2 separate regions of the Homo sapiens genome follow, and region 1 is linked to region 2. Evidence: read pairs that join two places in POLR2A ChIA-PET (ENCODE). Cell type or tissue: PC-9. All regions are shown on one strand. Links, peaks and the distances in the headings refer to the core of each region. The heading gives the core; the rest is flanking DNA.

The links. ChIA-PET counts read pairs that join two places held together with the same protein. Peaks named below come from ENCODE experiments on the same cell type or tissue, not always from the same donor. Only the 100,000 strongest peaks of a DNase experiment are listed, where the experiment ranks them.
Region 1: POLR2A ChIA-PET joins it to region 2 with 18 read pairs; 2 of 35 experiments call an interaction of 5 or more read pairs at or near these places.

What each region holds. Positions count from the first base shown.
Region 1 is chr7:135,763,835-135,779,353 of GRCh38, reverse strand. It overlaps LOC105375522 (a long non-coding RNA gene), which reads right to left. Exons shown (of 3, transcript XR_001745032.2): 3 at 8,175-8,269. Among named protein-coding and RNA genes, the nearest start is that of FAM180A, 23 kb to the right of the region's middle. In PC-9, for the core only: no CTCF peak of the experiment used is centred there; DNase peaks (open chromatin) are centred at 4,903 and 6,913; H3K27ac peaks cover 2,916 bases.
Region 2 is chr7:135,512,146-135,527,664 of GRCh38, reverse strand. No RefSeq gene overlaps it. Among named protein-coding and RNA genes, the nearest start is that of CNOT4, 9.8 kb to the right of the region's middle. In PC-9, for the core only: no CTCF peak of the experiment used is centred there; no DNase peak of the experiment used is centred there.

The DNA of each region.
Region 1 (15,519 bases), core at 3,694-11,693, 250 kb before region 2:
TTTTAGCTCCTGCATATGAGTGAGAACATGCAATATTTGTCTTTCTGTGCTTGATTTATTTCACTTAATATAATGTCCTCCAGTTCCATCCATATTGATGCAAATGAGAGGATTTCATGCTTGGTTATGGCTGAATAATATTCCATTGTGTGTGTATATATATATTTGTATCTCCACATTTTCTTTATCCACTCATCCATTAATGGGCACTTAGGTTGATTCCATATCTTGGCTATTATGAATAGTGCTGCTATAAACATGGGAGTGCCGATATCTCTTCAATATATTGATTTCCTTTCTTTTGGATATATACCCAGTAGTGGATTTGATGGTTGTTCTAATTTTGGCTTTTTGAGAAACCTCTATTCAGTTTTCCATAGTGGCTGTACTAATTTACATATTTACCAACAGTGTTCCTCTTTCTCCACATCCTCACCAGTATCTGTTATTCCATCTTTTTTCTAAAAGCCATTTTAACTGGGGTGAGATGATATCTCTTCGTGGTTTTTATTTCATTTCTCCAATGATTAGTGATGTTGAGCATTTTTTCACATACCTGTTTGGTCATTGGTATGTCTTCTTTAGAGAAATGTCTGTTCAGATCTTTTGCCCATTTTAAAATCCGATTATTTGGGTTTTTTTTTTTTTGGCAATTGGGTTGTTTGAGCTCCTCATATGTTCTCGTTATGAACCCCTTGTCAGATGGACAGTTTGCAAATATTTTCCCATGTTCTCTGGGTTGTCTCTTTACTTTGTTGATTGTTTACTTTTCTGTGCAGAAGCACTGTAGCTTGATGTAGTCCTAAGTGTCTCTTTTTATTTTGGTTGCCTGTGCTTTTGATGTCTTACACACACAAAAATCTTTCCCCAGATCAATGTCCTGGAGCGTTTCTCCAATGTATTCTTCTAGTGGTTCCATGGTTCAGGTCTTAAAGTCTTAAATCCATTTTGATTTTTGGGTATGGTAAGAGACAGGGGTCTAGTGTCATTCTTCTGCATATAGTCATGCAGTTTCCCAGCCACATTTATTGAAAAGACTGTCCTTTCACCACTGCATGTTCTTGGTGCCTTTGTTGAAAATGAGTTGGCTGTAAATGCATGGATTTATATTTGGATTCTCTTTTCTGTTCCATTAGCCTATGTGTCTGTTTTTATGCCAGTGCCACACTGTTTTGATTACTAGAGCTTTGTAGTATATTTTGAAGTCAGGTAGCGTGATACCTCCAGCTTTGCTCTTTTTGCTCAGGATTGTTTTGGCTATTTGGGGTCTTTTGTAGGAACTCTTGTCTTATTCCTGTTTTTTCTATTTCATCATTAAGTATAGTGTTTGTTATAAGTTATTGTATGTATATAGATGTCCTTTACCACGTTCAGTTTTTTTAATTCCTGGTTTTCTAAAAGTCCTTTTCATAAATTGATATTTTATTGAACAGTTTTCTGCTTTTTTTGAGAGAAGGCCATGTGGATTTTTTCATTTGACTTGTGAATATGGTCAAGTATATCAGATTTCAAGTGGTGAATCAGTCTTCCATTTCTAGGATAAGCCTCTTTCCAGTGTAGTCATGATTGGTTGTCTTTTATATGTAAATATTATTTGTTCAGTTTGCTAATATTTTGTTTAGGATGTTCACATCTAGGTTCTTGAGTACGATCAGCCTATAATTTTCCTTTCTCATATTGTACCTATTTGCTTTTGGTATGGAAATTTTTTTACTAGCTTCATCAACACAGTTGGGAAGCATTTCCTCTACTCTATTCTCTGCATGGGCTTGTGTAATATATTAGTAACCTGTTTCTTCAAGTCTGATAAAACCTTCTTCTAAAACTATTTAGGCTGGCAATTTCTTAATGGAAAGATTAGTTATACTAGTCACGTATTTAATGATTATGGAACTATTCAAATTCTCTTTTAATTTTAAAACAGCTTTAATAAATAAATCAGCTTTAATATTTTCCTGTTAATTTTTCTATTTCTCCTGTTTCTGCTTTATTGGCATAAATTTGTTTACAGTAGTCTTTTATGATTGTTATACTCTCTGCTGCATCTGCTACCTGCTCCTTTTTTTATTCCTAATATTGACTTTCTGTCTTCTCTCTTTAGATCTTTATCAATATTGACAGAAGTTTATTAATGTTATTACTCATATCAAAGAACTAATTCTTTGTATTAATCATTTTTATTTTATATTTTAGCCTATATTTGTTTACTATTTCATTAGTTTCTCCTCAAGTCTTTATTGTTTTCCTTATTCTATTTTCTTTGGGTTATTTTAATGTTCTCTTACTAACATCTTAGATGCTCAGTTCCTTGACTTTTAGCCATTCTTATTTTATAATATAAGCATTTAAGGCTATAAATTTCCCCCCAAATGCCATTCTAGTTGCATCTCACAAATTTAGATACGTAGTATTTTATTATTTTACAAATAAAAGTATTTTATTTTATGCAAAACAACATATAGTCCATGATTTATTTTAAAATGAGCTTTCAATCCTAGCACTTTGGGAGGCCAAAGAAGGTGGATCTCTTGAACCCATGAGTTCAAGACCAGCCTGAGCAACATGGCGAAACCCTGTCTCTACAAAAAATACAAAAATTAGCCGGGCATGGTGGTATGCACTGGTAGTTCCAGTTACTCAGGAGGCTGAGGTGGGACGATTACATGAGCCCAGGGAGGTCAAGGCTGCAGTGAACTGTGATCATGTCACTGCACTCTAGCCTGGGCAACAGAGTGAGAGACCCCATCTCAAAAAAAAAAAAAAAGAGCTTTCAAGTAACTATCAACTATTTCAAGAAACAGAATATTGCCTGTACCCTAGAAAATCCCTGAGTGTTCCTTCTCATTCACTATACCCTCCCACCCTCCACAAAGCTAACCATTATCCTGAATTTAATGATTATCTTTTCCTTTTTTTTAATAGGTTTTTGATTTTTGTTTTTCGTTTTTCACTTTCTGTTTTTGAGATGGAGTCTCCCTCTGTTACCCACGCTGGAGTGCAGTGGCGCCATCTCAGCTCACTGCAACCTCTGCCTCCCGGGTTCCAGCCATTCTCCTGCCTCGGCCTCCCGAGTAGCTGGGATTACAGGCACATGCCACCACGCCTGGCCAATTTTTGTATTTTTAGTAGAGATGGGGTTTCTCCATGTTGGCCAGGCTGGTCTCGAACTCCAGACCGCAAGTGATCTGCCTGCCTCGGCCTCCCAAAGTGCTGGGATTATAGGCATGAGTCACTGTGCCCCGCCTGGAATAAGATTGTTAAATCAGATACAAAACTGGCTCATGTGCTGTGTGCTGCTAGAAACTAAAACCATAATGTCTGGTTATCTTTCCTACCAGAAAGAAATTATTTGCATCTCTACTGCAAAGGTCGACAAGTTAGCATGTAATTTCACAGAGTCAGGGCCTTTAATAAGTGACTGAAAGTGAGTCAAATAAAGGTACATTCCCCTGGATACTTAAAGAACACTGAGGGGGACTGGGGGCGGTAACTCATGCCTGTAATCCCAGCACTTTAGGAGGCCAAGGCAGACGGATCACTTGAGGTCAGGAGTTCGAGACTAGCCTGCCCAACATGGAGAAACCCCATCTCTACTAAAAATACAAAAAATTAGCTGGGTGTGATGGTGGGCGCCTGTAATCCCAGCTACTCGGGAGGCTGAGGCAGGAGAATCACTTGAACCCAGGAGGTGGAGGCTACAGTAAGCCGAGATCACGTCACTGCACTCCAGCCTGGGCAACAGCAGTCTCAAAAAAATAAAAAATAAATAAAATAAAAAAGAGCCCTGAAGGGATTAAACACCACTCCAACATGACATTGAAAGAAACAAGGCCCTCCTTTTGCCTTATGTCCAAATCTGAGATAATTTTTCTTAACAGCCAAATCCCTGTCTGCTAAAATGAACCACAGCAGGAATGGTACCACATGACTCTGGCCTGGCCACAGCCTATGTCACAACTTTCCTAACCCAGTCTTCTCAGCTTATCCACCAACTATTGGGTGTTGGAACATCCTCAAGTCTCCCCATCAAACTAGGCAGCAAAGTCTACCATTTTGTGGCCACCATGTTTGTCGCTGCTCATGCCAAGGAAGCGAAAGCTGATCTACAGAGAAAAAGCAGCAGGGATCAAATATGGAAAAAGAAGCAGAGTCCAGATGACCAAGCGAGAGAGAGTCAGAGAGAGAAAAGTGAGGATGAAATAACCTCTTGAATAGGTTTTTGAAGGTTTTGCACTCACTTCGTGGTTCCAGGCCTTCACGTAGCTCTGGCTGTAGTTCTTGGCCTTGGGTTTTGTGTGATACTCCAGGACTCTTCCAATAAATTCCCTTTTATGCTTAAAGGAAGTTAAGTGAATTTTGAAAACTAACAAGTCTGGGTACAGTGGCTCATGCCTGTAATCCCAGCACTTTGGGAGGCCAAGGAGGGCAGATCACTTGAGGCCAGGAGTTCGAGACCAGCCTGGCCAACATGGCAAAACCCTGTCTCTACTAAAAATCAAAAAAATTAGCCGGGCGTGGTAGCACGCACCTGTAATCCCAGCTACTCGGGAGGCTGAAGCACAAGAATCACTTGTACCCGGAAGGCAGAGGTTGCAGTGAGCCGAGATTGTGCCACTGCACTCCAGCCTTGGGGATAGAGTGAGACTCTGCCTCAAAAACAAACAAGAATAAGCCACAATTTGAAAGCCCAGAGACGTCAAGACAGAGAACAACGAGAGTTATCTTTCTGATTAACACAGCTCCACAAGTCCAGGTGCAAGACCCCCTTGATATGTCAGAAAACATCAGTTCTTATGAGGTTCCTGTTAACCAAGGGTAAGGCTACTCTGCTATGCAGGAAGTGCCACACAGTAGACAGTTAATTAGGACTTGCTTTGAGCCAAGAACGCCACTGGGCTGAGATCATGAATTTATTTACACAACACACGTGGTAGATCCAGGAACATAGTCACATCTCTTTCCTGCTCCTTATTATGCATTTCATACAGGTTACTGCTGGTGTCTAACAGCCTGTGGTGTGTCCTCCATTGCTTCTATGGGTATAAAGCAAGCCAATTACATCTCCACAGCTTTTTAGCTTCATTTATCAGGTCAATTCAGAGGGGCGCAATTATGAAATTAAAACACCCACATTTTAGGTGGATATTTTTCACTTTTGTATTGAATATTTTTTTAAACGTTCAAGCTTTCAACACTAAACACTAGGATAGCTCTAGAAAGACCCAAGGAAAAGGAAAAGGGACCCACAGGGAGGCAGTGGTAAATAAATGGGAGGTGGCTGCAGATGGGAGGGTCCTTGCGAGGAAGAGGAGGTGGGGCAGAGAAAAAATAAATTGAACCTGATAATACTAGAACAAACAAGGGAAAGACAGATTTTACCAATTGTTTACCCTGTATAAATCTTTTTTAAATTATCTTGGTGCATGTGACAGCAAACAAGAAACAAGAAAGGGGCTTTTATGAAAAAGCTTTTTAGAATGTGTGAAAAAACAAAAGTTCTAGTTTTCCATCTCAGCTCTTTTGTGCAATCACATCAAATAGAAGCTCAGCAGGCCCGAGGGCCACTGCTGCTTCTAATTAAGGCCCCAAGGTAAGGCAGCACATTAGGGGGTATCATCCCAGCAAAACATAAATTCTACCTCTGTCTCTAGCAGCAGAAGGCCGATTTGGGCTCAGTATGCCGTGTTTGTTCTCAGCTTGCATTAGAAGTGGCAGGCCGCACCTGCCTTCCAGACACCCTACAAGCAAGTTTATTCTGACACTGATTCTCTTGTTCAAACAACTCAAAGCATGGCTAACAGATGGTAAACAGAGGAGGAGGGAGGAGCCAGGCATTCTTCCACTTTGTGTGTACTTTTGTGTGTGCGTGGATGAGGGGTGTTGTACCTAAAAGTTACTATTTCTTTCCTTTTCAAAAATAAGACCTCATCCATCACACAGGTGTCAACTCTGAAATTTTGGGGGCTGGTAGGGGGCCTTATTGCTGTCATATGTCTCAAAGAGAGTGGTTTTCCAACTGGAGTGATCATTAGACTCACCTGGTGGGCTTGTTAGACATTCAGATTACCAGCCACACCCTAGAGTTTCTGATTCAAGAGGTTCGAGAATCAGCATTTCTGACAATTTCCCAGGTGATGCTGGTGCTGCTGGTTCAGGGACCACACTTTGAGTATCATGGTTCTCAGACAATAAAGAGATAGAGAAAAAGCAAAGAAACATTAGCTAGGCCTCCAACCCAGACTTTTTGATTTTTTGAGAGACAGCTGGTAGACAAAAAAGAGACAGCTGTGTTTGAACGGGGGCAGATATGCAAAAGGACAAGCCAATGGCAGGCGGAGGATGGCGCTAAAAATGATTAGCACATGTGCAATGATTTGTTATGAGGAGTGGGATTCACATTTGCTGCAGGAGGGGCTGTGGGCCTCCTTCAGTCCAGCCGAGCTTCCTAAACTATCAAGACTCTAGGTGGGGTCCTAGCTCTTCATTTCCTCCCTGGCCTATTATAGAAGCTCTGCGTGCCTGACACCCCTGCTCCTCCCTGTCCCCTGCTATCTCCCCGAGTAGAAAAAACCCAGCTGGTGGAGAAGGAGCTTCCTCAGCTTGGTTCCTAGGGAAGAAGAGCTGGGATTCAGCACATTCTAGGTTCTGTTGTTTTAGGCCTGAGCTACAGGACACTGTCTCCAGCCGCGTTCCCAGCCTAGCATCCCTCACACCCGGTTAATTCTACCAGAGGATTAGGGCACATTGTTAATTACATACAGGGGTTGGGAGTATCTGTTCTTAAGATCTTTGAGGGGATCTGTCAGACAGAGGGAAACATGAATACAGTATTCAGTTTTCATGTGGTTTGTCCTTCCTTGCTGATGCAACTTCTCCACCTGGTCCCCAGTGAGATAGTACAGGCTGAACTAATGAAATAGCTGAGGCTCCTGGTCCCACCACACGAGTATGAGTCACCAGCAGGACCAACTACTTAATGTTCAGGGCCCAGTACAAAATGAAAAGCCAGGGCTCCTTGTTCAAAATGTATTAAGAATTTTGAGACGGCAACAGCAGAACACTAAATTGAGCACAGGGTTCTTTTGTGTATGGGGCCCTGTGTGACTTCACTGGTCACAGGCTTATGGAACCGGGCCTGTCATAGGATTGTCTACGAGTGTATAGACTAAGAATCTCCTTGTTTAGGCTGGGATGCTGCCCCCAGTGGGGTAGAGGGACCCTCTCTGTAGTAGGCTCTCTAGAAGGAATGGAAAGAGGAGTGAAGCCAGACAAACAGAAAATGCAGTCCTAGACCTAAGAGAGCTTCTGTGGCCCTGGGAGGCAGACAGACACTGTCCCTAAAAAATAGATTTTTGGAACAACTTCACATGGACAAGATGACATGGTTGACCATCCATACATCTTACTCTGCTTAGGGCACATTTCCAGTGGGGTTATCCAGGAAAGGTAAACACAAGAGACGCTTCACCATCAAGGGCAGGGGAGGTAAAGCTGAAGTAAGGAAGCTCCAGCACCTTCTATGTGATTGCTGCATTTTGTGCTCAGTTTCTGGAGGCCTCTGACAATATTCAGAATTCTTATGTGCAAATCAGGGAGTTGAAATAACTGACCTCTAGGTCTCTCTCAGCTCTGTTAACATGTGCCCAGCCTTCTCTACAACAAAGTTCCAGGCATCTGTAACATAGCAGACTATTCTAAACATTGGTAGCTTAAAACCAATGTTAAGAATAAATATATATGAATATAATAAAACCACCATTTTATTATATCTCACCATTTTGTGAATTAGGAATTCACACAGGGCTCAGCCATTCAATTTTTCTGCTCCATATGGTATCAGCAAAGGTCATTTGATAGTGGATGGGCTAGGCTGCTTCCAGGATGAGGGCCCAGGATGGCCTCACTCATGTCTTGCACCTTGATGCCTTGATGGGGATGGCTGGGAGGCTGAGATCAGCTGGCACCAATATGTAACCTTTTAAGCATGTGAACTCCAAGTAGTAAACTTCCTGCATGGTAATTCAGGGTTCTCAGCAAGGATTCCAAGGAACCCAGAGAAGAGTTTCAACCCCAGCCACGGAAATTTCAGAATGTCACTCCCACTGCATTTTACTGGTCAAGAAAAAAGCCAGCCCAGATTCAAGCAAAGAAAAATTGGACTCCACCTCTCATTGTGAGGAGTTGCAAAGGATTTATTTGTGGCCATTATTGGATCCATTATGAATGTGGCTCATACAAGAAAGAAGAGAAGGAGCTCAAATCAGCATACCTGTGGTCAAAGAAAAAGCCTAGACTCAATATTAAAATATTAGGAGATAAATGTACATTTGATGTCTTAAGTTAAAATATTTAAAATATAGGGGTCCTATTTTTGTACTGATTCCTCAACTTTTTTCCCCTTTATTTTGACCTATCACTTGACTCAGTTGTATGGAATAAGAATCTCTAAGTTTTTTTGAAAAAATTCAAGAACTTAGATCCATGACAATACCTTATTTGTCCTTAAGGATTCAAAGCGCAGAGTGTGTTTACTAATTCAATACAAACAAACAAACAAAAACTAGGTGCCCACTTTCGTTCGTGCCAGAGCTTCCCACAACAACCCCTGTGGTTTGTCCTGTGAAGCTCCAATTCTTGGTGCTAACTTGCCTTTGTTGTGGGCCATTTTCACCTCTTTCTTCCACTGTCACCTTAGCTGCCTGCCATTTTCCAGGGCACACTTTGGTCACATGTTTCTCCAACACAGAGGCTCCCTTCCTCTGCCTGCTTCTAGCTTAAGCTGGGAGATGCTTCTTACACCATACTTTCAAGGAAAACCAGTGTTTTCCTTACGCAGATGTCGAAATGCTGGCCATCTGCTAACCCTTCTCATGAAGTTATCCTTGCTCAGGCCCCTGAGAGTTTCCCTAATGATGCATCCCCAGGTGCCATCATCCCCTCATCTCCTACAGACCTTACCAATGCCCATCAGAACCTGCACCTCAGTGGTCCTGGCATCCTTTGTTGCCATAGTAACCATCTCTGGGCTTCCACACACCCTTTCTCATGCCCAGAGTCCCTTCTCCAATAGTCTCTGGCAAAACAGAGCCTATATTTTTCAACCATTCTTCCTCATTAAGCCTTTTCCAGCTCACGTCACCCATAGCTGGCCTTTGCTCACTGAATCCTGGCACTCCTTGGCCCGCTCTCCACGCCGTCTCTCTCCTGCAGCCCCTGCATCACCTTAGAACTCTCCTACCTTCTATGCCTGTGTGTCTTGCCACTCCCCACTGTAGTGCAGAGCTTTTGAGAGCACAGATCGTGGTTAATGCATGTGTGTGTGTTTGTCTCATACAGCATAGAAAACAGGACTGGGCTTCACAGTCTATGCTCTAAAGAGGCGTACTGAAATGAAATGTCTAAAAAAGGTACATAACTGGTGCCAGGTGCTGAATTCAGCCCTTTATAGAACATGAACTCTTCATTTTCACCTCATACCACTATGGCCTCCTCTCAGGTCCCAGTTTAACAAAATCCCACAATAGGAAAGAATTTGGATGTCCCATGTAGTTAATTATAATTAGATTTTTTTAACTTTTATTTTTAGATTCAGGGGGTACATGGGCAGGTTTGTTACCTGGGTTATAATGCGATTTGGAATCTGGTACAAACACAGCTCAGAATGCCAAATAAAGGCATGAATATCATGAGGTAGCGTCAGTGGCACAACTTGTTGGCAGGAGAGCTTGAGCTTACGTGGCTCAGACTCCAGGCAGAGAGAATATTCTCGCCTAGAGAAGCCTCAGCCCTAGGAACCAGGCATTTGTGAGTGAGGGGTGAGAAAGAGGTTTCCTGCTCTCGAGGAGAGGAATCATGTAGGAGTTGTGAGAAATAAAGCTGTGGAAGGGAGGGGTGGATCCCAAATCCCACACCCTCAAAAAAGTCAGACTTTAATTCTTATATATTTTACAAAAATTGGAACCAGTGAGGAAAAGAACAAGCCACAGAAATTCATTCTTGGCTCCTGTCAGACAATTGAGCCCCAAACCATGATCTTAAAATCTGTTTGCTATTGAACAGGCAATTGGAAGACCAAAAGGCGCTGACATGTCTGGGGGCTCCTGGCTCAGCTGCCAGCTGGAGGGTTGGAACGGTTGCCAGCAGCCTGCTCTGGTACACTCTGTCCCACTCTGTCCCTGCCCAAGTCCACTGCAGTAATTAGCTCTGCTCATTAGTTTCAAGTAAATAATCTCCTTGTCACAGCTGGGATCCTTTATCAGAGCAGTGGACATTAGGGTTTACAGAAGGAAAATGATTTTTTTTCCCCTGGAATTCCCTGGAACACTAAATCATGACCCAGTAATCTGAATGAGGCAAGGAAACTTCCTAAGACATCTAAAAATTCCGAAGAACAGTTCTGCTTAAAAGGTGGAAGAGTTGGGTATTTAAAACAAACAGCCAAAATACAATAGCCACCGCCACCCTTAGAAGTGGATAATGATTTTTTTCTTCAGTTCACCTTATTAGCTCAGATCATCAAAATGCACAAAGTATTTGTTAAGGGCTAATATTGAGGTATTCCCAACCCCGGGAGAGCATCCAGTCTAGGCAGAGAGAGAATGACAAGTAAATTGGTCTAAATGCACTAATGGCATTCTTGCACTCATAATGCATGCAAACAGCAGAATGCACAGAGGGAGGGCACTTTAAGCCAGCCTGGTTCTTCAGGGATGGCCTCCCAGAGATGTGGTGCTGATTTGAGAAAGACGAGGAGTGGCAGCCAGGAGTGCCTCTACAAGAGGGCTTGCACTGAGGAGGCACGGGCTGGATTCTGAGGTTTTCGAAACAACTGGCAAAATACATTTCCTCATCCTTTTGTCCCTTGGTATCACATCAGTTTGCCCACTTTGAAGAAGGGGAAAGTGAGAAGAGAAACTTCAGCTCTGCCCCTGGATGACCTGTGGAGTTGGGGCTCAGGGGACAGCTCTGACATTGTGGGGGCAGGACCCCTGCCAGCTTCAGGAAGAGCCTCATGGTGACAGGGCATCTCATCCCTGGCCCTTTAAGCTCTGCCTTCCATGTCCCCACCCTAAGGATTGCAGGGGCATCTGCAGCACCCTTAGTCATTGCCAGAGAGGGTGCCCAGTCTGCTCACAAGCCTGCATGGGCCACAGCTCAACACCAAATGCCAATCTCCTTCCAGTGTGGCAGAGGCTCGCTCTGGAGTTTAACACAGGGTTGCCCAAGAGCAGAAAGAAAACACGGGTAATTCAAGGGCAAGAGGGATACGTTTCCTGATAGATTGATTGGAAATTACAAGATAGGAAGACAAGGTAAAGAGGTAAATAATTGCGTGGGGGTTAAGAGGATGAGCTTCGGAATCAAATATTGCTGGTTTTCAGTCTCAGCCCTGCTACTTCCTAACTGCATAGGAATGTTCCTTGACTTCCCTGAACCTCACTTTCCTCATCTGTAAAGTGGGTGTAATAGTACTTACCCCAGGGGGTTGTTATGAGAATTAAATGCAGTAATATGTGTAGCCACTCCGTGCAGGGTCTGGCACACAGAGGCTTTCAATGAATATTACCCGTCGTTTTTTCTGTCCATTTACATCCCCCATATCAATGCATAGGATACCCAAATCCACCAAATTTACCTGAATCATCTAGATAGTCACCTTCATTTGATCATTTTGGAGATAGCCAATGATATTTTACACTGGTAGTTTTTTTTGTTGTTGTTGTTGTTGTTTTTTAACCAGAAAATGAAAAGATACTTTCTAGTAGCAAAGAAGAGTTTCTAGGAAGATCAGTGCTAGAGACAAACAATGGTGTCCAAGTTCTCATGTCCTTTCCCACAGAAAGGGCTTATTTAATGAAACTTTGACTAACTGGTACCCATCCCACGCCCTTGGGTACACTTAGTGATAATGTGATGTCCCAGAATGGATAATCCCTGTGAACATCCTGGCTGGACCACAGCATCCCACGTCCTGGGATGAGCTGAAGTAGAGATAAGAAGGCCTTCACCATTTGTTCATTTGGACTAATTTATGTCACTTGTTCTTTGATTAGCAGCTCTTACATTCAAGGTGCTGCTTTAGAGACCACTGCCCTCACCAGGGACGATAGAGGCAGAGCCACCGAATGGGCTTCCCTTTGATTAGGAAATTGACGCTCTCCATCCACAGCTGTGGTCACAATCAGCAAACTCTACTTATTGACAACTGGGTAAAGCCCAGCCTGACCTCCCTATGAAAGAGACAAACCAGGATTTTTACTCCTGTCTTGCAGAGCAGGAAACAATCATGCTTGTTTGATGCCATTCCACTTGACAAGGAAAGAAACTAGGGCTTGCCCCCTGGTTTTCTGATTCTAAAGTCCATATTGTCACTGAATCAGGTACTTTTGTCACATGGAGGGGGAAAGCTACACATCCTTTGCCCTTTAAAACCTAGAGGACACATTTCAAGGACAGTTGGCAATAGGCTATGGTCCTGGAACCTCTAACCTTTATTCACGCCATGATCTAGAGAATTTTGCAACTAGTTTCATCATGCCCCAAATTGTGCTGTTACCTGAATTAGAAACATTCAGTCAGCTGGACAAATGAAGCAGAGGGAAAACGTTGGGACTCAGAGAACTTCTAGGAGGACAGAGGCAACATGATTCATTCTCAGTGGAAAATTGCATGGGTAGCTCCAGCTAGTCTCCCACTTCTTCCATTTTCCTGAACTATCCAGATCCTTCTATTTCTGGGCTTCCTTTATATTATCTCTCTATGTGATCAACCTCTCGGTCACTCAGCACCTATAAAAATCACCTGTCCTAGGATCCAATAACTTCAAGACTGCTTTCAGCCAAATGTGGGGTTAGAAAAACTCCAACGAACAATTTTATTCTAAAGGGGTAATAACTTAATATGTTGTGTTTCTCCAGAATATTTGTTTTTTGTTTTGTTTTGTTTTATTTTTTAAGAGAAGGTCAGGGGCCGGGCATGGTGGCTCATGCCTGTAATCCCAGCATTATGGGAGGCCAAGGTGGGCGGATCACGAGGTCAGGAGATCAAGACCATCCTGGCTAACACGTTGAAATCCCGTCTCTACTAAAAATACAAAAAAATTAGTCGAGCGTGGTGGCACGTGCTTGTAATCCCATCTACTCGGGAAGCTGAGGCAGGAGAATCGCTTGAACCCAGGAGGCAGAGGTTGCAGTGAGCTGAGATCGTGCCACTGCACTCCAGCCTGGGCAACAGCAAGACTCCATCTCAAAAATAAATATAAATAAATAAATAAATAAAGAAGAAGGTCATTAACCTTAAGACTTAATGGCAGAACTTTAGGCATTATGACAGGTGGTGGGTGGGGCAGGCAGTACCTTACAGCAAGGGGCTCTCTCACCACACACGGGAGGCTGTTGTAAATTTCCTTTCTCCCTCTGTCCAATATGGTCAGCCCTAGGTCGCTCTTTTTCCTCTGAAATCAAAATCTCATCCAGCTGCTGGGAAGACAGAACAAAGCTGCCAACTGATTATTATTCAAGAACAAAGCAGACCATTTATTTTAGCAGGTTCAGAGCCATTATCTCCCCAGGACACGAGCTACGGTGTGTGCCGGCTTTATCTACCCAAATTTCCTTCCGTCCTTAAATCCTTAAAGAGGGTGCTGTTCCTCTTGCTGGAGCAAGACAAAAGGGAACAGGAGAAAGAAATTTCTTACAGCAATGACCTATGAAACTTCTCTCTCCTTCCTTGGCTGCCTAGGCTTCTCAAAGGCAATTGGATTTCCTGACTCTTTGAGAAACTACAGACAGATAAGAAAAGGTATGAGAGAAGCAGGCTTGGGCAGGCATCTTCCATTTGAAATAAGGCAGAAGGCTGGGCATGGTGGCTCACACCTATAATACCAGCACTTTGGGAGGCTGAGGCAGGAGGATCACTTGAGCCCAGGAGCCTGAGACCAGCCTAGGCAATATGGTGAGTCCTCGTCTCTACAAAAATAATGCCAGGTGTGGTGGCGCACGCGTATAATTTCAGCTACTCAGGAGGCTGAGGTGGGAGGATCACTTGAGCTCAGGAGGTAGAGGCCTCACTGACCCATGATTGCACCACTGCACTTCATCCTGGGCAACAGAACAAGATGCTATCAAAAAAAAAACAGAAAGAAAGAGAGAAAGAGAAAGAAAGAAAGAGAGAGAGAGAAAGGAAGGAAGGAAAGAAGGAAGGAAGGAAGGAGGAAGGAAGGAAGGAAGGAAGGAAAAGGAGAGAAGAGGAGAGGAGAAGAGAAAAGAAAAAAGAAGAAAAGAGAAATACGGCAGCCCAACACCATCAACCTCACTACTATTTTTTTTTTTTTTTTTTTTGAGACAGAGTCTCACTGTGTCATCAGGCTGGAGTGCAGTGGTGCCATCTCAGCTCATTGCAACCTCAGCCTCCCAGGTTCAAGCGTTTCTCCTGCCTCAGCCTCCCAAGTAGCTAGGACTATAGGCATGTGCCACCATGCCCAGCTAATTTTTGTATTTTTAGTAGAGATGGGGTTTCAGCATGTTGGCTTCTTTGAGAGTCTCAAGAAGGAATTGCCAGATAAAACACAGGATGCCCAGTTAAATCTGAATTTCAGATGAACAGTAAATAATTTTTCAGTATATAAGTATATCCCATGCAATATTTGGGATATGCTTATACTAAGCAGTCATTCATTGTTCATTTTAAATTCTCATTTAACTGGGTATCCTGTATTTTTATGTGCTAAATCTGGCAACACCATCACATCATATTTCTGCCCAATCTCCATCCCTCCCCAATAGGCTGAAAAGCAATCATACTAATTCTGACGCAGTGAAGACCAACATGTGGGCTTTATGCTGAGTCCTTCATGCACTTGGTAAAATTCACTTTTAAAGTAACATGAACCCAATACCACCCAGTTGTGCTTCTTTTTTTTTTTTTTCTTTTTTTTTTTTTTTTGAGATGGAGTCTTACTGTGTTGCCTAGGCTGGAGTACAGTGGCACGATCTCAGCTGACTGCAACCTCTGCCTCCGGATTCAAGCAATTCTTCTGCCTCAGCCTCGTGAGTAGCCGGGACTACTGGCAAGCGCCACCACACCCAGCTAATTTTTGTATTTTTAGTAGAGAAGGGGTTTCACCATATTGGCCAGGTTGGTCTCGAACTCCTGACCTCATGATCCGCCCGCCTTGGCCTCCCAAAGTGCTGGGATTACAGGTGTGAGCCACCGCGCCCGGCCCCAGTCGTGCTTCTAACACAATTATTCTTCCCTCTCACTGGCAAGTCTTTACTCCTTTTTTTGTGCTGATTGCTGTTTTAACTGTGTTCTCTTTCCAAACAATTTGTCCATTTGAATTAATCGACCAGTAAAGTTCATGAAAAGTCAGCCCATCCTTTTATTCTTAAACTGATTCTCTGGTAATATCTATCTAACTGATAGCCTGTATTTTTTTTCTCTCACTCAGTCTCTTCCATTTTTGTTCTGCTCAAAGTACACCCACCCTTTCAAGATGCACTGGAATTTGTATTTTATAAT
Region 2 (15,519 bases), core at 4,012-12,011:
TTTCCTCTTGTAAACTGGTTTCTTCAGAATTCATGACATTTGGCTATATTACCCTCTCCTTCTACTCTTTTTGTTCATTTCTGGAGTACTGTGAGTGGCACAATCACCAATCACAGCAGCCTTAAACTCCTAGGCTCAAGCGATCCTCCTATCTTAGCCTCCCTCGTAGCTGCTGGGACTACAAGCACACGCCACCACACCCAAGTGATTTTTAAAAATTTTTATAGAGGCTGGGTCTTGCTTTATTGCCCAGGCTGGTCTTGAACTCCTGCAATCCTCAAGCAATCCTCCCACCTTGGCCTCCCAAAGTGTTAGGATTACAGGTCTGAGCCACTGAGCATGGGACCTCTCCCTACTCTTTAATGCCATCTGCATTCGTGGTCTTTCTCCCTCATCCACTTGCCCATACTGTGATTTTGCTATCCAAGCCAACTCCTGTCACATGACTTCTCAGTTCCTTGACCTCCTCACCTGAATGGTCATTTTCTTCATTCCACCTGAGCCACTCCTCCCAAAGTCACACCCGAACGGTTATGACTAGAAACTGCTGTGGACCCAAAGATGTGTGAGTTAACTGTGGTCCCCAAGGCAAGTTTTCTTTTTCCTTTTTTTTTTTGTTGGGATGGGGTCTTGCTAGGTCACTCAGGCTGGAGCACAGTGGTGCAATCACAGCTCACTACAGCCTTGATCTTCTGGGCTCAAGGGATCCTCCCACCTCAGCCTCCTGCGTAGCTGGCACTACTATACTTGGCTAATTTTTAAATTTTATTTTTAGAGACAGGGTCTTGCTATGTTGTCCAGGCTGGTCTTCAATTCCTGGGCTCAAGCGATCCTCCCACCTTGGCCTCTCAAAGTGCTGAGATTACAGACATGAGCTGGCCTCATGCCTTGCTGGCCACACCTGGCCAGCAAGTTTTCTTGAAGGGACATCCGTGTAGCAAAACTTCATGACTGTCACTGTCCACCTCTTACACTGCACAGATCCACTTTCCCATATGTGTTTAGGGAACAACTCCTCCCAATTTCCTGTGGGCCTCTCTTCCTGAAGGTAAACTTAGAAGATGGGGGTTAGTGGAAAGAAATACAGTCCCTATTAGGGGATGCATATGGTCACGGAGCTGCAACAGGTTTTCTCTCTTTCCTTCACTATCCATTCTAAACTCCTCTTATCCACAGCCCTCACCTTGGCTGGTCTTAGAGGCTCTCCAGAAGGTGTAATTAAAACCTTAATTACAGAGGCATTTGAGTGCTTTATAACTATCACCTCTTCAGGCCAGGACTGCTGCATGTGCCCACTCTCAATTAAAATTGGGCAAGGAAGCATCAAGATGATGCCCAAGTGTTCCACATGTATACTCCCATGCCCCTTGTGTAAAAGTAGCCCACATCCCCCTGATGATCAGGTCAATTATCCCTGCTGAGATGGTAACTCTTCTTTTTTTTTTTTTTTTGAGACTGAGTCTTGCTCTGTCACCCAGGCTGGAGTGCAGTGGTGTGATCTTGGCTCACTGCAACCTCCACCTCCCAGGTTCCAGCGATTCTCCTGCCTCAGCTCCCTGAGTAGCTGGGACTACAGGTGCGCACCACCACACCCAGATAATTTTCTTTTTTTCGTATTTTTTAATAGAGGCGGGGTTTCACCGTATTGGTCAGGCTGGTCTCAAACTACTGACCTCGTGATCTGCCCGCCTCAGTCTCCCAAAGTGCTGGGATTATAGGCATGAGCCACCGTGCCTGGCCTTTTTTTTTTTTTTTTTTTGAGATGGAGTTTTGTTCTTGTAGCCTAGGCTGGAGTGCAGTGGTGCCATCTGGGCTCACTGCAATGTCCGCCTCCCGGGTTCAAACGATTCTCCTGCCTCAGCCTCCTAAGTAGCTGGGATTACAGATGTCCACCACCATGTCTGGCTAATTTTTGTATTATAGAGAGATGGGGTTTCACCATTTTTGCCAGGCTGATCTGGTCTTGAACTCCTGACCTCAAGTGATCTGCCCGCCTCGGCCTCCCAAAGTTCTGGGATTACAGGCGTGAACCACTGTGGCTGCACTGATATGGTAACTCTTCTTATCTGTTGGTCCCTGGTCATAAGGGGTTCAAAGTGCACAGGTGGCAGCAGTAGCTTATAGTTCAATGGTACCCTTGCTATTTCCTCTGGCAAGCAAGTGGCCTTTTTGGGTACTAGGACCTATAACCCTCTAGAGCCCAGCATCACAGAAGCACAAAATCCCCAGTAGGTCATTGGGAGTGAGGGAAATGGGGCCGCTCCTGCTTTCACCCTCATTTCCTGGACCCACATATTTTTAGTGAGGACACTATGCCACATCGACTCTGATTTAATATTTATACTGCATCTGGAAGGATGGCATCCTACTCTTATGGTGTACTGTCTCTAAGCTGGTGCTTAAGCTGTGCCTTCAGTGGTTTTTCCAGTGCTTTATGTAGCTGAATGGTGTGGTAGATTCAAAGATGAAGCATCTGGGATTATCTGTCAACTGTGCTCTCTGCAGCAGGTTCTCTTTGAGGGACATACGAGTGGTGCACCTCCATGGCTAACATGATATTCAAACTGTTAACTCTGAATTCATACACAGGGAAAACATCTTTCAAAAATTATGTCAAAGTAAAGCCTTTTTCAAGCTAACAAAAGCTGAGAGAATTGACAGAAGACCTGCATTACAAGAAATTTTTTTTTAAATTTACATTTGAGCTTTTTTTTTTTTTTTTTTTTTGAGACAGAGTCCCACTCTGTCGCCCCAGGCTGGAGTGCAGTGGCATGATCTCGGCTCACTGCAAGCTCCGCCTCCCAGGTTCACACCATTCTCCTGCCTCAGTCTCCCGAGTAGCTGGGACTACAGGTGCCCGCCACCACGCCCCACTAATTTTTTTGTATTTTTAGTAGAGACGGGTTTCACCACGTTAGCCAGGATGGTCTCAATCTCCTGACCTCGTGATCCACCCGCCTCGGCCTCCCAAAGTGCTGGGATTACAGGCGTGAGCCACCACGCCCAGCCACATTTGAGCTTTTTAAGAGATAGAGTCTCATTCTGTCTCCCTGGCTGGAGTGCAGTGGTGCAATCATAACTCAAACTCCTGGCCTCAAGCAATTCTCTCCTGCCTCAGTCTCTTGAGTAGGGATTACAGGTATGAGCCACCACACCTGGCTAATTTGTAATCTGCACCTGGCAAATTACAAGAAATATGGAAGTTATTTGAGCTGAAGTATGATACCTAACATTTATATATCCATATAAACAAATAAGAGCTAAACGTACGAAGATAACACAAAGGTAACTGTAAAATACATGTTTTTTCTTATTTTAAAGAGATAATCAGGCCAGGTATGGCGGCTCACGCCTATAATCCCAGCACTTTGGGAGGCCGAGGTGGGTGGATCACAAGGTCAGGAGTTGGAGACCAGCCTGGCCAACATAGTGAAACCCCGTCTCTGCTAAAAAATACAAAAAATCAGCCAGGCACGGTGGCGGGTGCCTGTAATCCCAGCTACTCGGGAGGCTGAGGCAGGAGAATTGCTTGAACCCGGGAGGCAGAGATTGCAGTGAGCCGAGATTGTGCCATTGCACTCCAGCCCGGGCAATAGTGTGAGACTGTCTAAAAAAAAAGAGATAATTGATGTCTAAAGCAAAATAGTAACAATATATTGGAGCTTTATAACTTGTGTAAAAGTAAAATATATGACAAAAATAGTATGAAGATGGGAAAGAAGGAATTTAAAATACGTTGTTGTAAGATTATTATATGTGAAAAGGTACAATATTATTTGAAGGTAGGCTGTGATGTATTAAAAATGTATTAAAGATGTAAACTCTAGGGCACCCACTAAAATTTTTTTTTTTTTTTGAGATAGGGTCTTGCTCTGTCACCTAGGCTGGAGTGCAGTGGTGAGAACATGGCTCACTACAGATTCTACCTTCTGGGCTCAAGTGATCCTCCTGCCTCAGTCTCTTAGTCTCTTGAGTGGCTGGGACTGCAAGTGTGTGCCACCAAGCTTGGCTATGGTTTTTATTTTTTTTAGAGCTAGGGTCTCGCCATGTTGCCCAGGCTGATCTCAAATTCCTGGGCTCAAGTGATCCTCCCACCTTGGCCTCCAAAGGTGCTAGGATTACAGGTGTGAGCCACCATGCCTGACCTAAAATAATTTTAAAAGAGCTATAACTAATAAGCCAATAGTGGAGATAAAATAGAATAAAATATACCCAATACAAAAGAAAGTAGGAAAAAAGGACCAAAAAAGCATGAGACAAATAGAAAACAACTAGCAATATGGTAGATTTAAATCCAACCATATTAATAATTATATTAAGTGTAAATGGTTCAAACAGCTCAATTAAAAGATAGTGATCAGGCTGAGTGTGGTGGCTCGAACCTGTAATCCTAGTATATTAGGAAGCTAAGGCAGGAGGATCACTTGAGCTCAGGAGTTTGAGACCAGCCTGGAAAACATAGCAGGACCTTGTCCCTATACAAACTTTTTAAAAATTAGAAAATAACAAAATAAAAGACAGTCACCATCAGATTGGATTAAGTTAGACTCAATATATGCCGACTATAGTAAGCACTGCTGCCCCTTCAGTCTGGGCCCCAGAATGAACACACATAGCTTTCTTTCCTTTCTTTTACCTTTTTGGGAATCACTGGGCATCTTGAATCAATGAATTGAGGTCCCTCATCAGTTCTGGGAAATTCACAGCCATTATCTCCAAATACTGCCTTAACTCCATTTTCTCTCTCTTCTCTTCAGGGATACTAATTATACTAGACCATTTCTTTGTATCATATATATCTCTTCTCTATTTTGTATTTTACTTCATTTTATCTCTATGAGTTTTACTACGAATAAATCTTCTACCATCTAGTTCACTAATTTTCTTTTCAGCTCTGCATAATCATCTGTTAAAGCCATACACTGAGTTCCTTTTTTTATATTTTTTTAGATGGAATTTTGCTCAATCACCCAGGCTGGAGTGCAGTGGTGCAATCTCGGCTGACTACAACTTCTGCCTCCTGATTCAAGTGATTTTACTGCCTCAGCCTCCTGAGTAGCTGGGATTACAGGTGCCTGCCACGACGCCGAGCTAATTTTTGTATTTTTAGTAGAGCTGGAGTTTTACCATGTTGGCCAGGCGAGTCTCAAACTCCTGACCTCAAGTGATCCACCTACTTGGCCTCCCAAAGTGCTGAGATTACAGACTTCAGCCACCACGCCCAGCCTCAGTTCTTAATTTTGGTGATTACCTTTATCAGTTTTAAACTTCTAGTTGGATCCTTTTTAACTCTGTAATGTCACTTTTAATAGTTTCTAGTTCCTTGCAGAGATTTTTAAAGTTAATCTTTTGTTTACACTAAAAGAGAAAATGTAATTGTTTTACAACTTTTCTCTAGTAATTCTAATATTTAGTGTCTCTGTGGATTTTGCTTTCTGTTGTGTTTTTGTTTGTTTTGTTAGGCCTGATTTGCACTGTCTTGACTTCAGGTATATTCCATAATTTATTGCTTCTTGGACTTTTTTTTTTTTTTTTTTTTGAGACAGGGTGGGGTACAGTGGAACAATCACAGTTCACTGTAGCCTCAACCTCCTGGGCTCAGGTGATCCTCCCACCTTAGCCTTCCAGGTAACTGGGACTACAGGTGCACGCCACTATGCCTGGCTAATTTTTGTATTTTTCTTTCTTTTTTTTTTTTGAGACAGAGTCTCTCTCTCTCACCCAGGCTGGAGTGCAGTGGCGCAATCTCGGCTCCCTGCAACCTCTGCCGCCCGGGTTCAAGCGATTATTCTGCCTCAGCCTCCCGAGTAGCTGGGGTTAGCCACCGCGCCTGGCTAATTTTTGTAGTTTTTTTTTTAGTAGAGACGGGGTTTCACCATCTTGGCCAGGCTGGTTTTGAACTCCTGACATCGTGATCCATCCGCCTTGGCCTCCCAAAGTGCTGGAATTACAGGCTTGAGCCACCGTACCCAGCCCAATTTTTGTATTTTTCTTAAAGAGACAGGGTTTCACGATGTTGCCTAGACTGATCTTGAACTCCTGGGCTCAAGTGGTTTTCTTGCCTTGGCCTCCCAAAGTGCTGGGATTAAAGGCATGAGCCACTGTGCCCAGCTGACATTTTATTTTAAAAATTTCTTTCAGGTATACTTTAAAAGCTAGGATAATATAGGCTTCCTCCAGGGCATTTTTGTTTCCTTCTACCAAGAACCCGATGGTGCTAGTAGTCCAAGGCAATGCTGCAATGCCAGTTACCAAGATTACTCTCCAAAGTTGAGTTTCTATCCTTCCTTTTTATTTTTTTGTTTTTGAATTTCCTGCATTGCCTGAGGACCTACCCTTACTTTCTTTTTTCTTTTTTTAGAGACAGGGTCTCACTCTGTCACCCAGGCATGATCATAGCTCACTGCAGCTTTGAACTTCTGGACAATCAATGATCCTCCTGCCTCAGCCTCCTGAGCAGCTGGGACTATAGGTGTGCCAGGGTGCTCAGCTAAAATCTTTTTTTTTTTTTTTTGAGACAGGGCCTCTCTATGTTGCCCAGGCTGGTCTGGAACTCCTGAGCTCCAGTGATCCACCTGCCTTGGCCTCCCAAAGTGCTGGGATTACAGGCATGAGTCACTGCGCCCAGCCCCCTTACTTTCTTAAGTAGGGCATTTCAGGGTCCCAGTCAAGGGCAGAGAGCCCCCACCTTCAGCATGTGTTGACCTCCAACTCCTGTTCCTCTAGCCTCAGGTTCCATGAAGCTACTCATTTTCAGCTGCTCCCCTTAGACTAGCAAATGGCCCCTGGGTAAAAGCAGTAGTATATTTAAAGATAATATTTAACAAGGAGGGAGATCTTTATCTTTGGCTGCCAGAGGATTCTTTACCTTCGGCAATTGGCAGAAGGCAGCCTTGTCTCTCAGATGCCTTTTTTGGATGACCAAATGCCCCTTGAATGGAAATAGCTTCAATTCACTTACTTAAGCTCCAACTTTTTCTCATTTCAAGGTTGACTATATTTTTATGTCTTTTTTTTTTCTTTCTTTCTTTCTTTTTTTGAGATGGTATCTTGCACTGGCATCCAGGCTGGAGTGCAGTGGCCCGATCTCAGCTCACTGCAAGCTCCACCTCCTGGGTTCATGCCATTCTCCGGCCTCAGCCTCCCGATTAGCTGGGACTATAGGCGCCCGCCACCATGCCAGGCTAAATTTTTGTACTTTTAGTAGAGATGGGGGTTTCACCGTGTTAGCCAGGATGGTCTCGATCTCCTGACCTCGTGATCCGCCCGCCTCGGCCTCCCAAAGTGCTGGGATTACAGGCCTGAGCCACCGCGCCTGGCTATTTTTATGTCTTTTATGCTTTTTAGCAAATGCTTCTGGTATTTATCAAATCTCTTGTTAGTTATCTTTAATGAAAGGATAAAGGACTTATCTTTAATGACCTTCAAGAGCCAGAAAGTGAAGACAAATCTGGATGGTACTGGAAATTCATTCGTTTCTTTTTCATTACTGTGGTACATTAATTAGTGTTCAGTAAATATTCACTCATTTCTCTCACCCTCCAGGAGAGGACTCTATTTCCCAATTATTATAATGTTGAACTTGGCCAGGTAACATGCCTTGACTACTGAAATGTTACCAAATGTGGTGTAAAGAGAGGCTTAAAATATGTTTGCAAGGCTGGGCGCGGTGGCTCATGCCTGTAATTCCAGCACTTTTGGGAGACCAAGGCAGGTGGATGGCTTGAGCTCAGGAGTTTGAGACCAGCCCGGCCAGTATGGTGAAACCCCATCTCTACTAAAAATACAAAAATTAGCCAGACATAGTGGCAAGTGCCTGTAGTCCCAGCTACTTCAGAGGCCGAGGCAGGAGAATCGCTTGAACCCGGGAGGCAGAGGTTGCAGTGAGCCGAGATCATGCCACTGCACTCCAGCCTGTGCGGCAGAGCGAAACTCCATCTCAGGAAAAAAAAAAAAAAAAAAAGTTTGCATATTTGGGCTTGCCTTTCTGCACCTCTGCCATTGCCATGAGAAGAGCTTTCCTCAGGAAGCTGCTGCCTCTTGACCTTGGGCCCCAGAATGAACAGAGATGAAAGCAATCCTGAGCCTAACCCACAGAGAGGAGCCAATCCCAGCTGGACTTACAGCTTGAAGCAGAGTTGCTGAGATGAACCTAGCTTAGATCCATTGACCCTCAGCTGACCTGCAGTTGGAGAAAATAACTGACTATGCTTTAAGCCATTATATCTTGGGGGTAGTTATTACACAGCACTTTTGTGGCAATAGCTAATCAGACAAGTAGCCTAGCAAGAACCTGCTTCAGCAGGTCTGAGAAAAGGAATATTATCAGAATCTGAACTCCAGGAGCTGCTCCTTTCTAACAAGGTTATTCCCAACCAGGAAGTTCTCATTGTTATATAATTGCCTACTCCCTATTTCCCATTCTCAGTAAGTAGGTAAAACATCACAGGAGTGCAGTCTATCACCTGGAATCGCCCCTTTTTTGGGAGGGGAGTATACCTAGCCTATTTATGGAAGTTGTGTCTCTGTGGGATAATAGGGAATAATGCTTTGCTGCATCTCTGCCAGTATTTTTTCCCCACTAAATCTTATTTTACATTTACACTATGCAGCATTTGTGGTGTGTGTTCTTCTGCCCCCTTCGCATAATAAGAGAGAAGTTTGGTCAGAATCACCTTGCATGCTCTTTATTACTGGAAGCCACAAATCCCAATGACTCTGTAAACACTCCTTACCAAGTTTTAACAAGTCTTACTATTTAGTCATGTGCATTTTTCATATGGTTTTGTATTCTTGTGGCTGATATATAGGAATACTGCTGGTTTTTGTATGTTTATATTATGAACTGAATTGCTTTTAGTTTTTGTTATTTATTCATATATTTTCCATACTGACAATCATTATAACTGAATATAGTGAGTTTTTTCTTTCTTTCTAGTTTATATATGTCTTATTTCTTTTTTATGTCTTTTTGCATTGGCTAGCCCCTCTAGTATGATGTTAAATAGTAATCATGATAGTAGTGAGTATCCTTGTCATGTTTTAAAGCAAATGCTTTTAAAATTCTGCTATGAAGTGGCTGGATGTGTTGGCTCACATCTGTAATTCCAGCACTTAGACAGGCCGAGGTGGGCGGATCACTTGAGGTCAGGAGTTCGAGAGCAGCCTGGCCAACATGGTGAAACCCCTTCTTTACTAAAAATACTAAAATTAGCTGGGTGTGGTGGCATGCGCCTGTAATTCCAGCTACTCAGGAGGCTGAGGCACAAGAATCGCTTGAACGTAGGAGGCAGAGCAGAGGCTGCAGTGAGCCGAGATCGCACCACTGCACTCCAACCTGGGTGACACAGCGAGACCCTGTCTCTAAATAAATAAATACATACATTCATAAATAAATCAAACAATTCTATTAAGTGTTATGCCTGGCTAATTTTTTTTTTTTTTTTTGAGATGGAGTCTCGCTCTGTCACCCAGGCTGGAGTGCAGTGGCGTGGTCTCAGCTCACTGCCAGGGTTCACGCCATTCTCCTGCCTCAGCCTCCCAAGTAGCTGGGACTACAGGTGTCCGCCACCATGCCCATGCCTGGCTAATTTTTTATAATTTTTGTAGAGATGGGGTTTCATCATGTTGCCCAGGCTGGTCTCGAACTCCTGAGCTCAACTGATCCACCTGCCTCGGCCTCCCAAAGTGCTGGGATTCTAGGCGTGATCCATCATGCCCAGCCTTGGATTTTGTCTTTATCTTATATTTTAATATTTTGTTCATCATGGATTTTTTGCATTAACTTTGACTTTTTAAAATGTTTTATCTAAACATTATTGACCTTAATTACTGAGTTTTTAAATGTTTGCTTAAATTTTATACCCTAGGGCCAGGCACGGTAGCTCATGCCTGAAATCCCAGAACTTTGGGAGGCTGAGGAGGGAGGACTGCTTGAGGCCAGGAGTCTGAGACCAGCCTGGGCAACATAGTGAGACCTCATCTCTATAAAACATAAAAAACTTAGTCGGGCATGGTGGTGCTGCATGCCTGCAGTTGGGAGGCTGTGGTGGGAGGATTCCTTGAGCCCAGGAGTTCAAGATCTTAGTTACAGCGTGCTATGATCATGCTACCGCACTCCAGCCTAGGCAAGACCCTGTCTCTAAATAATAATAATAAAAAATAAAATAAATAAAAATTTTTAAAATGTTGTGCCCAAGGCAAACGCTGCCTTACTCCCCTAACCTAGTCCCAGCCCTGCCCTGGTCCAAGCCATGCATTATCTCCAGGCTGCACTTCTGCAGTAGTGTCCTCACTGGTCTCTCCACTTCTCCATTCACCGCCTATCTCTGATCTACTTGCCACATGACAGCCCCAGTGGTCTTTTGAAAAGATAAATTGAGTCGTGTCACTCTCCAGCTTCAAATCATTCAATTGTCTCTTATCCAAACTTCATGTAAAGCCCTGCATAATCTGGATTTTACTTCCTTCCTTAACCTCATCTCCTACCACTCTGCCTTTGTGTTCTCTGACCCAACTTCACAGGCTAACTTTCCATTCCTGGAATATGCTCAACTTCTTCCTGCTTCGGGTCTTGGCATAGGCCATTCATTAAATGGATAATCTCTTCAAATCCTTTTAATCTCAGATTAAGTCATCTCTTCAGAGAGGCTTTCCAATCTAAAGTAAATCCCTTCCTGATATTTCTCTTATCATTCTGTTCTTTGTCCTTCCTAATACTTTGACAGTATAAGTAATTTGCTTATTATTTTACTTGTGGTCTGTCTCTCCTTTTCAACCCTAAGATCTCTGAGTTTAGTGTTTTGTTTACCACCATATACCCAATATTTAACACTCAAATACTAAGTAAGTGATTAAAACTAACTAAATAACAGAAAAAAACCCACAAAATTAATGGGTTTTTGGAAAAAAAAAAAAAAGTCCCACGAATAAAGTGGCTTTAGAATGCATTAATATTAAAGCAATCTAGCCATAACAAGGGTCATGAAACTGATCATTTCCTTTGGCCTAGTACAGGGGTGTCCAATCTTTTGGCTTCCCTGGGCCACATTAGAAGAAGAATAATTGTCTTGGGACACACATAACATATACTAACACAAAGGATAGCTGAAACAAAAATATCACAAAAAAAAATCTCATAATGTTTTAAGAAAGTTTATGAATTTGTGTGGGGCCACATTCAAAGCTATCCTGGACCCCATGTGGCCTGTGGGCTGCAGGTTGGACAAGCTTGGCCTAGCAAGTCTATATTTGAGAATATATCCCAAGAATGTAACTTGAAAATGATGTTATTTATTTAAAATATCTAGCTGGGTGTGGTGGTTCATGCCTGCAGTTCTAGCGACTCTGGAGGCTGAGGCAGAAGGATCACTTAAGGCAAGGAGTTTGAGAACAGCCTGGATAGTATAGTGAGACTCCCACCTCCAAGACAAAAAATCTAGGTCAGATGCAGTGGCTCATGACTGTAATTACACCACTTTGAGAGGCAGAAGTGGGTGCATCACTTGGGCCAGGGGTTTGAGAACAGCCTGGGCATCATGGGGAAACCCTGTCTCTACCAAAAAATACAAAAATTAGCCAGATGTGGTGGTGTGCACCTGTAGTCCCACCTACTCAGGAGGCTGAGGCGGGAGGATTGCTTGAGCCCAGGAGGTAGAGGTTGCAGTGAGCTGAGATTGTACTATATTGCATTCCAGCCTGTGTGACACAGTGAGACGCTGTCTCAAAAAAAATTAAAATTAAAATCTATATATTAATAATTTTAAAAGGCTTAAAAAATGGGAAACAATCTATAATTCTGGTTGCCCCTTAACCCTCTCTTGTTTTTATTGTCCTCCTCCAGCCTAGATAAACCCAACTGTACGTAGTTTCTTTGGCAGAAACCAAGCAAATAAACATTATTAAGAAAAATCACTAAGTTGGGGAAGACATAATCACTATGATTTTTAAATTCACGAGTCTCAAATGAGAAGCCATTATTTCCCTGAAATCCTGCTGTTTTTCTGATAAAGTTGCTCTGCTTTCTACAGATGCTATTTCAATATTCGCCATTCTCCTTTTACTAAAGGAGCCACTATCTACAAGGCCATTGAAGCCCGAAAATCTGAGAGTCATTGATGAGAACTTCATGTGCAGTACATCACCAAGTCCTATTATTTCAACTCCAAAAAAATATATCTTGAATTCATCACCTTTTTTTCCCCCTATCTTTACTGCTACCACCACATTCAGAACTACCATCTGGATGACTGAAATATTCTCTTCATTAGTTGTTCCATTTTCATTTTTGCCTTTCTCCAATCCATTCTCCACAAAGCTGAGTGATCTATTTTTTAAAAATGTATAAAACGAATTCATATGCAAAAAAACCAATGAAGCAATTTATAAAGAAAATGTTTTTTTTCTTTTTTAAAAATCAACTTCCTCAGGTTGAAGAAAAGCTTTTGTTTTTGCTTTTTCCATTTTGTTTTGAGACAGGGTCTCTGTTGCCCACGATCACAGCTCACTGCAGAATTGCTGGGTCGACCTCCTAGGCTCAAAGGATCCTCCCACCTCAGCCTCCCAAGTAGCTGGGACTACAGCCATGGGCCACTAAGCCTGGTTAATTTATAAAGCAAATATTATGCTTTCCCTCTATGCCTATCTAATTACAATCCTCCCAGGTAACCAACACACACTAAATGTTTGATGTGTAATGAATCCTTCTATTCTTTTTTCTGTGATTATATAGAAATCTATTTGTATTATTTTGCACTGGTTCTTTTCATTTCTAAAAAATGTATTACATTACACAATATATTACGTTATAATGTATTTATTTATTCTTTACCTGATAAACATATCATGGGCATTCCTCCAGGTCAATATGTCATTCTTTCCCTTTCTTTTTTTCATATAGCCACGTAATATTCCAGAAAATGGAAGCACTGAAATTAAATTTATAACTTTCCCATTGATGGACATTGGGTGGCATTGTCTTTTCAAGAAGTCAGTCAGATCATGACTCTTTCCTCCATAGGCTTTCCTTTTCCTGTGATATAAGAGCTGTGTTTCCTATCTACAAGGGCCTGGATAATCTGGCCCTTGCCTTTCTTTATATTTATTTATTTATTTATTTTTGAGACAGAGTCTCACTCTGTTGCCCAGGCTGGAGTGCAGGGGCGTGTTCTCGACTACTGCAACCTCCACCTTCTGGGCTTAAGCGATTCTTGTGCCTCAGCCTTCCAAGCAGCGGGGACTACAGGCGTGCACCACCATGTCTGGCTAATTTTTTTTTTTTATTTGAGACAGAGTCTTGCTCTGTTGCCCAGGCTAGAGTGCAATGGCACAATCTCAGCTCACTGCAAGCTCCGCCTCCTGGGTTCATGCCATTCTCCTGCCTCAGCCTCCCTAGTAGCTGGGACTACAGGCGCCCACCACCATGTCTGGCTAATTTTTTATGTTTTTTTTTTTAGTAGAGATGGGGTTTCACCGTATTAGCCAGGATGGTCTCGATCTCCTGACCTCGTGATCCGCCCACCTTGGCCTCCCAAAATGCTGGGATTACAGGCGTGAGCCACTGTGCCCAGCAATTTTTGTATTTTTAGTAGATACCAGCTTTCACCATGTTGGCCAGGCTGGTCTTGAACTCCTGACCTCAAACAATCCACCCACCTTGGCCTCCCAAAGTGTTGGGATTACAGGCATGAGCCACTATGCCCGGCCTGGCCCTTGCCTTTCTCTAAATTCACCTCATGCCACCCTTCCCCTTACTCACCATAGTCCATATACACCTTCTGGTGAGGCTTTTTTTGTTTTGTTTTTGTTTTTGTTTTGAGATGAGGTCTCACTCTGTCACCCAGGCTGGAGTGCAGTGGCACAATCTTGGCTCACTGCAGCCCCAACCTCCCAGGCTCAAGCGATCCTCCCACCTCAGCCCCCCTGAGTAGTTGGGACAATAGATGTGTGCCACCACGCCCGGCTTATTTTTTGTATTTTTGGTGGGTTTTGGCAGGTTGCCTAGGCTGGTTTTGGCAGGTTTGGCAGGTTGCCTAGGCTGGTCTCGAACTCCTCGGCTCAAGTCAGCTTGCCTCTGCCTCCCAAAGTGCTGGGATTACAGGCATGAGTCACCATGCCTGGCCATGGTGAGGTTTGTTTGTTTTTTGAGACAGAGTTTCGGTCTTGTTGTCCAGGCTGGAGTGCAGTGGCGTGATCTTGGCTCACTGCAACCTCCACCTCCTGGGTTCAAGCAATTCTCCTGCCTCAGCTTCCTGAGTAGCTGGGATTACAGGCACCTGCCACCACACTTGGCTAATTTTTTTGGTATTTTTAGTAGAGACGGGGTTTCACCATGTTGGCCAGGTTGGTCTTGAACCCCTGACCTCAGGTGATCCACCCGCCTTGGCCTCCCAGAGTGCTGGGATTACAGGTGTGAGCTATCGTGCCCAGCCTGTGGTGAGTGTTTTTTTTAACCACCTCCTGTCTCTGCATATTCTCCACTCTCAACCTGGTAAAGACTACCCTCCTCTCCCCACCAATCTAAATTAGGCTCCCCTCTTAAACTTTCTCATAACATCCTTTATACATCTTCTTAGTACTCATGACCAATTGTAATCATATATATGAAATTCTGTTTATATGCTTGTAGTTATTTATTTATATGATTATTTAATCTCTGCTTTTTCTACTAGGCATTATGCTCTATGAGGACAGGGACCATGTTTTGCTGACCATTGTTTTGCTATACCACCAGCATTGAGCACAATGCCTAAAGGCAAAATAGATTTGTTAAGTGAATAGATAGGTTCCACACTTAGGAATCATTAGGTAAGCAAAGTAATACAACTGAATGTTTTTTGTTTTGTTTTGTTTTGTTTTGAGACAGAGTCTCACTCTGTTGCCCAGGCTGGAGGACAATGACATGATCATGGCTTACTGCGGCCTCAACTTCCAAGCCCAAGTGATCCTCCCACCTGAGCCTCCCAAGTAGCTGGAACCACAGGCAGGCACCACCATACCCAGCTGTTTTTCAAATTTTATCTTTGTAGAGACAGAGTCTCCCTAGGTTGCCCAGGCTAGCCTTGAACTTCTAGCCTCAAACAGTTCTCCCGCCCCAGCCTCCCAAAGTCCTAGGATTACAGGCATGAGTCACCACACCTGGCCAAATTTAATGTTAACTTTTAAAATTATATGAGAATGAAGTGTTACATACATAAGTCTATATGATAGTATATATATACACATATGCATACATAAACATATGAAAACTGGCAATGTAGTATAGTAAAAGGAGTACTGGCCTGAGATGGTAGTGACTCTTACAATTGGTGACCTAGGAACTGTCACCTCCTTACTGTCAGTCTCAATACAGGGGTGGCATTGCCCCCTAGTGTTGGATATTTTATTTATAAGTGCTAGCAAACCATGACTTGACTGTATTTCTAGAATGGTCATGCTGAGCATTTATATATTGAAATACAATTTTATTATAAAATATTTTCTTCATATCATTTATATTATAAATAGCACATCATTTTGATT